2 separate regions of the Homo sapiens genome follow, and region 2 is linked to region 1. A link is a contact called in ENCODE Hi-C data. All regions are on one chromosome and are shown on one strand. Each heading gives the region's core, a stretch centred on a gene start or an enhancer-like site at or near the end of the contact. The rest is flanking DNA. Distances are from core to core; before and after follow the strand shown.

The links. A loop is a pair of places that touch in the nucleus more often than their neighbours do. Pooled maps may share reads with other maps.
Region 2: a map with no recorded cell type shows a loop between it and region 1 (2.2-fold over the local background). The contact joins two enhancer-like sites. A Hi-C loop is called at or near these places in 3 of 37 single-sample maps with no recorded cell type and 1 of 50 pooled maps.

What each region holds. Positions count from the first base shown.
Region 1 is chr5:158,772,212-158,778,305 of GRCh38, forward strand. EBF1 (EBF transcription factor 1) reads right to left here. Exons shown (of 16, transcript NM_024007.5): 10 at 5,202-5,328. Among named protein-coding and RNA genes, the nearest start is that of EBF1, 320 kb to the right of the region's middle. Within about 2 kb of position 3,165, at least 11 of the 41 ENCODE cell types and tissues checked have a DNase peak (open chromatin) inside an H3K27ac peak, as active enhancers do.
Region 2 is chr5:159,448,821-159,454,914 of GRCh38, forward strand. It overlaps LINC01845 (long intergenic non-protein coding RNA 1845), which reads right to left. Exons shown (of 7, transcript NR_027110.2): 5 at 4,569-4,711; 6 at 3,762-3,973; 7 at 1-636. Among named protein-coding and RNA genes, the nearest start is that of LINC01845, 14 kb to the right of the region's middle. Within about 2 kb of position 2,536, at least 8 of the 41 ENCODE cell types and tissues checked have a DNase peak (open chromatin) inside an H3K27ac peak, as active enhancers do.

The DNA of each region.
Region 1 (6,094 bases), core at 1,915-4,414:
CATTAGGTGCAAACTCTCCACTTCTTCCCTAAAACCAATGACTTTGTTCAAGCCCAAGGTGGCAGCCTTTATTTTGTGGAGGAGGTTTCCAAGAATGAGAAACAGAGATTTCTGGTGAAAACTCTGGAAGCTGGAGTTGAAGCTGATTATAATCTAAATACTTTTGAAGACAGTTGGTGATAGGCTGTACTCCTGTTGCTAGGACCTCCAGAGGAGGGGCTGAGATGGAAATAAGAGAACAAGCATGTGTTGTTCCCTAAAAAAGTTAACACCAGAGAACTTTACAAATCAGGAGTATCTGATTAAAATATTAGCTGTGTGATGCATTCCTGCAAAAATATTTGTTTTAAGCAAATTATTACATTTACACTTATGCATTTCTTTTTCTTGCTACTTTATTTACACTTTGCTCCTTTTATTTGGGGTTGACAGGTGTTACTTGTTTCTTTAAACTGATGCCTATAGTTGTGTTACTAAAAATCCCAAAAGACATTTCTTAGATTTCTAGGGAGATGACAAGGATGATAAACAATCCATGGAAAATAGTTACTCCTGGTAGGGACTCAGAAACAAAGGAATGAATCATAATGGCCACCATTTATTAATGGAAACTACTAGTATCTAGCCTCATGCTAAATACAGTTCCATGATTCTAAAACTTTACATATGTTTCCCTGATCCTAAAAACAACCCCAGCAAGGTATTATTATTATTTCCTTATAAAGATAAGGTGACTGTGGTTTAGAGGCATCATATGATGTCCCAAGGATAACCTCTCTAGTAAATGGTAGATCTGAGAATTCAATCTATATCCATCATCTTGAACCTAAGCAGTCAATCAGTATGCGAGGTACTATCCCCTTAGGAGGGAGGGAGGAAAGGATGAGGGGAGTAAAGAAAAGAGAGAGGAAGGCGAAAGGGAGATAGGAGAGATGGGAGAGCAAGAAGAAAATAAGAGGGATAGGGAGAAAAAACGGAAAACTTAAAAGTCATAGTAAAAGATGTCAAGTTCCACAGAGCATATGCAGACAAAATAGCCCCTCCTATGTGCAAAGCAACGTGTTATGCATTGGCAAAGGATGTGGAGTTATTCTGGGCACAAGGTACAAACAGGAAGTATTTCCACGAAGAATTCTCATTTCGAAGTTAGTTCACAGGCTAATACACAGGAATGTGGGTTAGTCCTTCCACAGGAACAGGAAATTGGGTGAAAAATGTTTGGAATTGGAAAAGTTAGTGGTAGAAAAGATCTGATAAGTGACCTAACCAGACATCTGAGTTGTTAGATGATCATTCATCAGGGTTTTCACCAACTTTTGGGGGGTCAGGTGGTGTACAGCTCTCAGGGTACCCCTAGGCTGCTCAAACCTTGTCCTGGTGTCCCATTCTTTCAGTCATATATTCCCCGAGAATATATGAAAATTCTTACAGAAAATATAACTAGAATGAAGGCAACACATGCATTTGGAATTGGCCGCTTCTTATCAGGAAAACCAACTACAAAAACTTTGAGGAAGCAGCTAAAGGTGCCTAAGAGTCTTTTATTAGCTTCCAAGGCTACTTAGGGATTAGCAGGAGAGATCACGATTCGAAAAGATCCAAGCCACTTAAAGATGTAACACCTGCAAGAAAACAAGCTGTGAGAATAATAAAGGTATTAGGGAGAGCCCTTACATGGCAGTGAGGTTATAGTGGATTTAATTCCCACTGGACTGACCAGAAACGATAATAGGGCTTTGAAATCAATCCTGTGATTAGATAGTGTTTTTGTTTCCTTCTCTTAGAAAACATTTATTGAAAATTAAAGTCAGCCTTGCCCTACATTTACATAAGAATAACTGGACACAATAAAGTAAGATCTAGAAAGTGCTATTGAGCTTTTCTGCTTCTAATCCAGTCAGGATTCACTTTCCAGAGTCTGTGACTCTGATTGGACAAACACAAGGGCATGGCACATTAGCAGCTATGGATTCCTCGTGCGTCTCTGGTCTGAAGAACCAATGAGGGAGAGATGTACGCTTGCTTACCATCCTTACAAGGGGAGCCAGCTTGCAGGCAATCTGTGCTTGGTCAGATTCTTCCCTCCCCAAAAGGTCTGCCTTTATTAGTATAGATTAGGCCATGCTGTTCCTGCCTTTTTTCTTTTTTTTTAATGTTATGGACTTTTAGAGACATTTACATCTACAAATGCCAACTCTCTCTTGCATACTTTAAAAACAGCAATAAGGCCTTAGTTTGGGGTGTTACTTTTCAGCTCAATAATATTTTTCAAGGGAAAAATTCCAAGTGATATTTCACTAACAAATAAGAGGGTTAGCTCACCCAATCCAGAAAACCAAGCCTCACATCTTGAAATACTATGGATGTTAAAGAAAATGAAGTGTGAACTTCTGTGGGTGGACAAAGGAGGGGGCCGTACATTTGCAATGATCTGAGCAGTTGTTTGGATACAAAGAACAGAGAGGTTTTATGAGCCATCTCTATACCCTTACTATTAAGTGGTGACAGCAGAGGTAAACTGAGTAAATCACAGAGGCCAGTAGCCCCAGCCATGAACAAGCAACGCATGGTAGAGGCATTTAATGCTAATGATCAAAAGGTCCATGTGTAGGTCACCAATGAACACAGATTCCCTTTCATCAGAAATGATGTGATGTCACAATAACTGTTAACAGCCAAGTAACTATACCAGAGGGGAAATCATTGTGCCAATTTCTTCAGATTTTTATTTTTCCGATATGGGGAGAGGTTAGAACTCTCTTCTAGAATATTTAAAAAAAAAAAAAAAGGCTTCTTGTCTGGTGCCCACAGTTTGAGGCCAGATCACCAGAAGCATTTTTTCATACCTTAAATTTCCCACAGATGTATACATGTGCATATGCGCCAACTTATTGCTCTTACCCTTAACTACTTTTCTAGGCTTGAAAATCCAACACTTTTTTCTTAATTCCAGTGTGATATAGATTTTCTAAGATGTGATTTCTTAAACTGATGGCAATTTTTTTTTTTAGTGTTTAAAAAAACTCCAAATAATGATGGATCCCTAGCTCTTTTCTCTTGAGAACTTAAGTAATTTAATGAGGGTGATTTTTTTTTCTAACTTTTATGGCCAGGTGGCTCTAGGGGATATTTTGTTGAAGACTGATTAAAAATAATTTCTTCTAAATGAGACCTGACCACAAAATGGAACCATTAATGGGCAGGGACGTTGTCACCAAAGCGGAAACCATGCCTGATTGCCTCCTGTACCTCCCACCACACAAGCATTTTCTTCTTTTTCTTCTCCTTTTCTTGTTCTTAATAGCTGAGTAAATAAGCAGCCAGCGAGGCCTAATGTTTTCGGCCAAAAACAGAGTCCAAACTTCTCAGAGAAAACATTTGGCCTCTGTGGTTTTGAAATATGTTCCAGAACACCGAGTTCAGTGGGGGAACATTGTGAAAAACTCCCATCCATTGGAATGATGCTGGGGAATGTTACAGTATCAGAAGTTTCAATTGGTCCTTTTCCTGCAGCCCCATAATGAGACTTGTAAAACACACACACACACACACACACACACACATGCACACAGACACACACACACACACACACACACACACACACACACACACACACACTGCTATGTGGAAGTTCTCATGGGAAAAATGAATGGCAAGAAATCCTAGCTTTAAAAGAAACAGCTAATCTGCTAGTTTGATTATTCTTCAAAACTTACGCTGAACCAATGAGCCTAATTAAAAACACTTGGCCTACTTCTATAAAGCATCATAGCTTTCTCTACGCTTCGTTTGTATACACCACAAAACTCCAGAAAGACTATTATTTTTTCAAGTGCTCACTAACAAAGTGCTGACTTTGTTGGGATGGCTGAGCTAATTTCTTGAACTCAGTGTGAAACCTTAGCTAAACAAAATTGTGGTAATTTTCCTTAATTTGTAAAAGTGATTGGAGTGCAAACAAAATTTTCCTCTTGGGTCAATCCTATAATTTTCAGTTAACTAAAACTAATCGTCAGGCAGGCACCAAACCTGCATTTTGTTTAAAGGGCTGGGAGGCATTTCCAAGGGTCAGGATGCATTAATTGTTTTTATAATTTCGAGAGAGAGAGAGAGAGAGAGAAACTGGGTGACTAAGAAGTATGTTTGGTTTTACTTCTAATATTGAAATACAAGGGAAAGATGCTCTGAAGTAAAATGTCACAGAAAAATAAAATTCGTCCACTTAATTGTATGGTTATAATTACAATTTGTTAACTGTTATCCCTTCACTGCTCTGTTATCTCTTTGTGTGAAAGCAACTTCCGCTCTGTACTTAATCTGGTCTTGTGGTCTTTTACTGAATGGAAAAGGAAACCTGGGACTAGTTCGTGGAGACAGCTACCACTATCCAAGGATGACTGACACTAAGCAGAGGGCCCAGAACCGCACTCCACCTGTGGTTCTTTGAGCAGCAGCATCAGCCTCACCTGGGATTGCTTAAGAAACAGGATCTCAGGTTCTACCTAGACCTACTGTAGCAGAATGTGAATTGTAAAAGATCCCTGGGTATTTGGTTTGCACTTCACAATCTAGGGATCTCTTAGCGTACACATTGGGCACTCAGCCTTTATACTTGATGTCATTCCACAGAGATGCTGCCTGGTTCTCTCTGTCTGATGGGAGGGAATTCACATTCACTCTGAAACCCTAGCTTCTTGCCGCAAGGCGGATCCATGTGCCAAGGCTGTTTTGGGAGGACAAAAATGCAGCATACTTGGAAAGAAGGCACCAACCCAGAATTAAATATGAAAACTACCAATTGTATGTAATACAAGTGCCGTGAACAGGCTAGAGGAAAGACGTACTGTTCATGAAAGCACAAACCTACTCCATAAAGCCAACAAACCCTAACAAGGTGGCTTAACATCCAGAAACTCAGGACTAGCTACACCTCTTTCCCCTTCTCTTATTTTTCATGTGGCATCTTTAGGTATCCAACCAGTTATTTCAACAGAACGCGCCATTCAACATGGACACCTAGAAGAATTCTTAATACAATAATAAAAGCACCATGTTTGGTCATACATATGGTAAAATGAAGAAAGAAAGCAGGCTTTAACTAGATTTTAAAATAAAATACATGCTTTTATACAGACAAGATAAGGGGAAAGACCCCACAAGACCACGGCAGTTCTGTGCTCACCATGTGCTGTGGTTCTTACCTGTATAAATGAATCTGCCTGGTGTTCCTTTGCAGAACTGCTTAGATTTGTAGGACAGTGTGACTTCCACAACACCAGGGATGTGCCGAGGAGGGGTCTGCACACGGATGGCATGAGGAGTGATCAACTGGAGGAGACATTTGGGGGGAAAAATTGTCATTGCAATAGTTAAAACTTCACAGTCTTCCTAATAGCTCTCCATAAACAAAGCTTTAAAACACATAATTAACCTGTCTATGTTTAAATCCAATCTTGATGGAACCTGCGTGAAAGACACTGACAACAATATTTACAAATGCTCTGAGTACAGCCATAACAATATTATCTGGGTTTTCCTACATGGCAGGCCCTCTGCTTCCTGGTTTGAACAGGGAACCTGGCCTAATGAAATGATTTATCTACTACAGGATATCCTTTGGAAAATCTCTGAAGCAGACACCCAAATCAGAGCCGAGCTTTGCCGTGACTCTCCAGAAGCTGATGGGCCTGGTGTTTGAACTGAGCCTGTCAACATGTGGAAAACACAGAGGTAGGGAAACAGCAGGCCAAGGCACTGTGATTAGCTGCGGAGTGCACGTATGAAGTACCCCTGAAGACCATTTGGTGTATTAACTACCAGAGGCACAATCAAAGAGCTTTACAGGGGAAAGCAAAGAATCTGCCTCCCTGGAATAGCTTATGGATCTAGCAGAACTAAGGACTCTCCATAAAAGGGAAAGGGAAAGGGAAGGCTGGGGAGGCTGCGGAATGATCACTGGTCCATTATGCAATGCCACGTGCACAATGAGAAAGTTCATTTCTGAACTCTGTTGGCAATCAGATTACACCATGAAGCAGAATTTATTTTGTATTACTCTTATCTTTGTTTACATAACTAAAATGTTATTAATGGC
Region 2 (6,094 bases), core at 1,286-3,785, 680 kb after region 1:
GAGTGGTGGGAGCAATGTAGATGCCCAGGTGAGAGTGGGGCCAGCCTGGAGTGGAGAGGGCATTGAGCACACAGCTAGAGTGTCATAACCTGGGGAGGGCGGTTTAGGGAGGTGAAGGAGAGAGATGCTAGGGCTGCCAGAGCAAAGTATCACCGACTGGGTGGTTAAAACAACAGAAATGTATGTTCTCATCATTCTGGAGGCAGGAAGTTTGAGATCCAGGTGTTAGCTGGGTTGGTTTCTCCTGAGGCCTCTCTCCTTGGGTGGTAATGGCCATTTTCCTCTTTGCCTTCACATGGGCTTCCCTCTGTTCGTGTCTGTGTCCTTATCTCCTTTTTGTATAAAGACGTCAGGCATATTGAATTAAGGGCCCCCACACATGACCTCATTTTAACTTAATTACCTCGTTAAAGACTCTATCTACAAATACAGTCATGTTCTGAATTACTGGAGGCTGGGGCTTCAATGTATGAATTTTATGGGACACAATTCAGCCTGTAATGGATGCATAGTCACTGGATCAAGCAAGGCCTTGGAACCATGTTAAGAAACATGGACTTTATCTGGAAGGCAAGGGGGAGTCACTGAAGAGTCTTACACAGAGCGGCGATGCTCATGTTTACATTTGGCAGAGATCTTACAGCAGCGAGGGGAAAATTGGAGAAGGATAGAGTTGGGTTCAGAAGCTATGAGGATGTTGTCTAAGAAAATTCTTGGCAGAGGGAGATTAGGAGGTAGAAACTGCAGAACCTGTGATGGGTCACTCCTGAGGGGCAGAGCAGGGGAGTGTCAAGGTAAGCTGGATTTCTGGTTTGGGCCACTGGGTGCACCATGGAAATCTTCACTGAGAGTCGTGGTCTGGGTGAGGGAAAGGAGGTGAGTCCAACATTAGGGGGGCATGCTGAGTTTCAGGGCCCTTTGGGACATCTGAGTGGGGCAGGTCTCAAGCTCCTGAAATAATTCTGGGTTGGAGATATGGATTTAGGACTCATTAGCTTGGATGGTAGTTGAAGCCATGGGAATGGATGCGGGAGGGGGGCTAGCCATGAGTTTGAATATTCAGAAGGGAGCTGGCAACTCTTCTTACTAATGCTGGAGACGTGTATGTGCCCAGAATGACTAACACCTCCGCTCATATGAAGGCCCAGTTAATCTTCAAGCCCAGGTTTTCCTCTCTGAGGAACCACTGGGGTCCTGGGGTAAGAGAGGATCTTGGGTCTCCTGGGCATTTTCTCCCTTCCCAAGACCTGAGGATGTTTAATCAATTTTTGATAGTTGATGAGTCACTGGATGCCTTCCCAGCTGAGTCAGCGAAGGTACCCCTCCTGGGAAGCACAACCCAGGCAGTTCCAAGTACCGGCCTTGTTTATCAGAGGGATGGGACGAGAGGGTGAGGTGTGACTTCCCAGAGCAGCGAGCTTCAGTGTCTGACTACATGGGGCAAGGAAAGACACCAGTGGACAAAAGGTATTTGCTGGGCTTAAGGGTGCGTGACGCATGTTTTTGGTAGTAGTAGCAGATTTGTCTTTTTAAGATGTCTTTTTTGAGCCACTTTTAAAATAACAACAGCTGACATTTATAGAATCTTCATCAGCTTCCAGACAATGTGCTAAGCATTTTACCTGCATTGTCTCAATTCGTCCTTACAGGGAAGCACTGTGGTTATTCCGATTGTACTAAGGATGTGATAGAAGTCACACGATGTGACTTCTGAGGCTAGGACATGAAAGCGTCTACCTGGCTCTCTCAGTCTGTCTCAGGATGTATGCCAGGGAGCCACAAGCCAACTTGTGAAATGTTTGGTTACCCTGCAGGTGCTGTGCTGGAGAGAGCATGTGGAGAGACACCACAGAGAGTGATGTCCAAGGATCCTCTGCTGTTCTAGCCTCCAGATGTTTGGTACCAAATGGAGAGTGAGTGAGGCTTCCAACCCCACCTTTGAGCCACCCCAGCTGATCCCAGTAGAGCAGAGATGAGCTGTCCCCACCAAGTCTTGCCCAGATTGCAGATCTGTGAACAAATAAGAATTTTTGCTTGAAGCCTCTATGTTTTGGGGTACTTGGTCACGTAGCCCTAGGGCTAACTGAAGTATAGTGAGAAGTGACAAGATTCAAGGTTGTATAGCTGCTTAGGGGAAGAACAAAGAAAGTACACTCTCCTTGCATTCAAAGGATATTTCTTCAATTTGCTTGCAGTGTGACCTTTGGCAAGCTACTGAACCTCTCTGTGCCTCAGTTTTCTCATCTGTATGATAGGGATGAAGATGGTATTTCTTCAGAAGGTAGTGATGAGGAATAAATATCTCATTCTTGGCATGTAGGAAAAAGCTAGTAAGTAGCTGGGTTGGGGTTTCAATTCAGGCAGTCTAACCCTAGACTCTTTACTGGTAAGCTCAGGTCCAGAACATTCCCACCAATCCCTGAAAAGGAGGCCAGACGGCAATATCCCAGGTACTCCCATTATTTTCCCCCATACGGCATGATTCTGAGTCCTCCTTGGCCGCCCTTCTCTGTTCACTGGGCCTTGATACATGATTCTCTGAACTGAAGGCCGCACCATCACTCCTCTCTGTTTAGTGCAGCCCGAGATTACACTGGCTTTTTTGGCAGTCACATCACATTGTTGACTCATTCTGAGCTGGCAGTCAAAATCCTAAGTGTTTTTATCACATGTGCTAGCATCAAGCTGCATTCCTTCCCATCTAGGATTGGTGCAATTGGAGTTTTAAAAAATCCAACTGCAGAATTGTTTAGTTTATTAGATTTTGCTCATTGTGGTAGTGTGCCTAGGAAAGAATCCAGATGAGCTCCTCTCCAGGGTTCTCGGAGACACCCTGTATCCTTTTAATATACCTTTCCTTTATTTCTGTAGTCCATTTGAGTGGCTTACTGGTACTCACAACACAAAAAGTAAGCCATAGAGTGACTTCTGGGTGGTCCTTGCTCAGGAGGAAAAGAGGTGTGGCAGGGATGCTGTGGTAGAGGGCAGAGAAAGCAAATGGCAGGAGCGTGTGCCGGGTGCCACGTCTGAGCCGTGGCAGACCTTGCAGCTGATCATGACTCTCTTTTCTGCTGAGTCAGGAAATGGCCTCTACTTTGATTAGCTGCCACCTGAATAGGACAGAGTTGAGGACTGAGGACAGAGACTGCTTTCGAAGTGGACCCTGGCATAATTAATCAGGCTTCAAGCACATCGGTTGTTCGGATGGTTCCCAATTCCCCCAAATGTGCTGCCATCTTACCCTCATTTTCTCAGCTTGCCCACAAAGATAAAATGATATTTTTATCAAGTCTCATTTCTTGCTGAACTACAAGTTCTCTAAGTGGCCGCATCACTTGATCCTGCTACTCTGGCGATACTATGTACAGTGCTTGCTGAAGTGGTCACTCTGGTTGGTGGGTGCCACAGAAGGTGGGTGGCTCAGAGTGGACTGAAGAAAGTACCAGAGTCTGATGGACCTCATTTCTGCAGTCAGTGGTGAGGTGCTGGCTCCCATGGTGGGGGGATTTTCCCAGGTGCCTTAGCTCAGGAAACATATGGTGCTCAGTGGAATGGACCCTGGTGTGTCTCCAGTGGTCTGCATAGCTCCTGGGCAATATGGAAGGACAGTGCTGACTCAAGCAGAGCCTGAGCCATCTCTAGACGCTTTCCCACCTTGTCCTTGAGTCCTACAAATTAGGTCCTAATTGGTCTGTATTCTCCCCGCCCCCTTACTCTCCAGCCTAGGGACGTCTTTCCATTCTGGGAATAGGACGCCTTACCTTTACTCCACTCATATTCTCTCAAATATGTTGTATGTGCACGAAGCCTTCCTATTTGCCTATGCTTAAGCTCTTGAAGCTCAAGGTTAATCATTAACTTCTTTTTTTTGCCACCCCTTTGCTTTCTTTTATGTCAGCTCTTCCTTGAGGGAATGAAGGCAGACTGCTGGGCTGAACACAAAAAGGGGAGCAGCCCGGGGTAAAAGGAAATTCTAGAATAAAGAGCACATTGGTTAATAGCTTAGAAATGTTATCCCCCTAGACGAGTAATAGAAAGTTCCTCAAACTCGCCTCAGCAAATTATGGGAACTGATTGTAAGAGGCAGCTTAGGGAAGCCAGGGGTGGAAATGGCTGATTGGACCGGAAGTGGCACAGGCGCCTTGGGGACGTGCTCTCACAGCTTCTCACTTTGGGTGCCACAGTCTCTCATCTCTGGCTCCTCTGAATGTCTACCTCATCTCTTCTCTCTCTGGACTGGCTTTCACTGCATTGGTGGACGTATGACATGAGGATACCCAGCCCTGCCCATGGCCCAATTGCACCAATTAGAAAAGCTGCCCCTTCAAGAAATATTGTAATTGCCATCTGCCAGGAGACTCAGTTAAAAACACACAAATAAGTGAGGACCATACATGCTCAATGGACTGCTGCTGCACGTTTGTGTGCAGTGATGGCAAGTGGGACCCGGAACTCTGGCCTCTGCTTATCCTCAGAAGTGGGCGGCAGAGAAGGAGGAACGTGCTTGAGTCGCAGTCCCCAAAAAGGGAGGAACTCATTGGCCCAGCTTAGGCCTGGTGTCTGCCTACCTGTGGTTCAGTCAGCTGTGGTCGGTGGGCAGGACACACCTGAAGGAGCATATCTTGGCTGTGTGGGTTGGGCAGACATCCCACAATGCTCATGTAGGGGGATTCATCTCATTAACTCTGAGTGTTTCTTCGGCATTCCCCCACTATTTTTAACATATCATTTACAATATTGAATTAATAAGACTGGGAATGAAAGTTCTTTGACAGAACACACATGGTAGTTACTTTTGGGACTAATTGCTCTGCAGGTCGCCTCGTGCATTACCGTCTGCTATTTTTGCTTAAATTATATGTATCTGCTTTTATGTCACTTCCTAGGTAAACCTTACTTCCCCCTATAGGAAACATGGTTCACTCAAACAAAGTAAATAAAAGGGCTTTCCTGAAGGTGTGGGCAGATTTAAGGGAATCTGACAAGAAAAGTACGAGCTAAGAAGGTCTGGCAGCCACTCCCCTGCTAAGCTAGAACAGGCAGGAAGGGAGCACTTACTGGGGCCAGGTGGTGGTAGCTGTAGGGATGTAGGACAGGGCAACTCAGGGGACCTGTGGCCTCATGCAGAGGGAGGCAGCCAATCTATAGCCACCTATCAGGGAGGGAGCTGGGCAAATAAATGTCTCCATCTTGTTCTCCTCCTTCTTCTCTCCAATCTCCTGCCAGTGCCTCCACTGGTTGAACCTAGCTGGGAGCCAGTGGATCAAAGATCCAGTGGACCAAAGGATCCATAAATGTGATCCTCCTGGGGGTATAAAAAAGGATAGAAATAGGTGGAAAGTGGATCTGGGAGTGGCTAAATGGAAAATATCCAGGATGTTCCAAATTGCATTCCTCTGCTATATGCCTTCCCAGACCATTGCACTGCCCCATCACAATGCTCATCCTAGTTTGTCATATCTGCTGAAGGATTAGGCATGCAGAGCATATGCCTCATGGAAGTTAAGGACTGTATCTGACTTGTCATTGCTGTATGCCCAGAACCTATCCCTGCATCTGATTATCAATGATGTGTAATGGAGCTTGGAACGTGAATGGGCACATATGTCTGATGTCCTCACCTGACCATTCTTTGGGAGCCCTTTGGGGATAGTGAATCTCCCAGTACCCTACTTGGGCACAATAAGGACTATTTAGTGAAAGAACATTCACAATTGAGTGAATGGATGAATTCTAAGGGTGGATCACTTTGAAAATACCTGAATGTCAATCTCATGGTACCAAGTTTATATCAGAATTCAACCTCAAATTAACTAACTTCCATTCCAGATCTGTTCCTTTCTTGGTGACATGGCAGCATATACATGCCTCATTTTCTCCTGCCTTATATCCATATCCTCTTGGTCTGGTGGCACACCTTCCATTTCTTCACAAGCAACCTGGGATGATTAGCTTAGGTCCCCAGCCCAGCCCTACTCAATGGATGAGCTTCAACTAAGATGGGGACAAGGAGGCTCTCCTGGGATTTTGCCTCTCAAAACCATGGATCATGTGCCTCTCCTCTCCTTCCACTTTCTTTCTTTTTTTTTTTTTT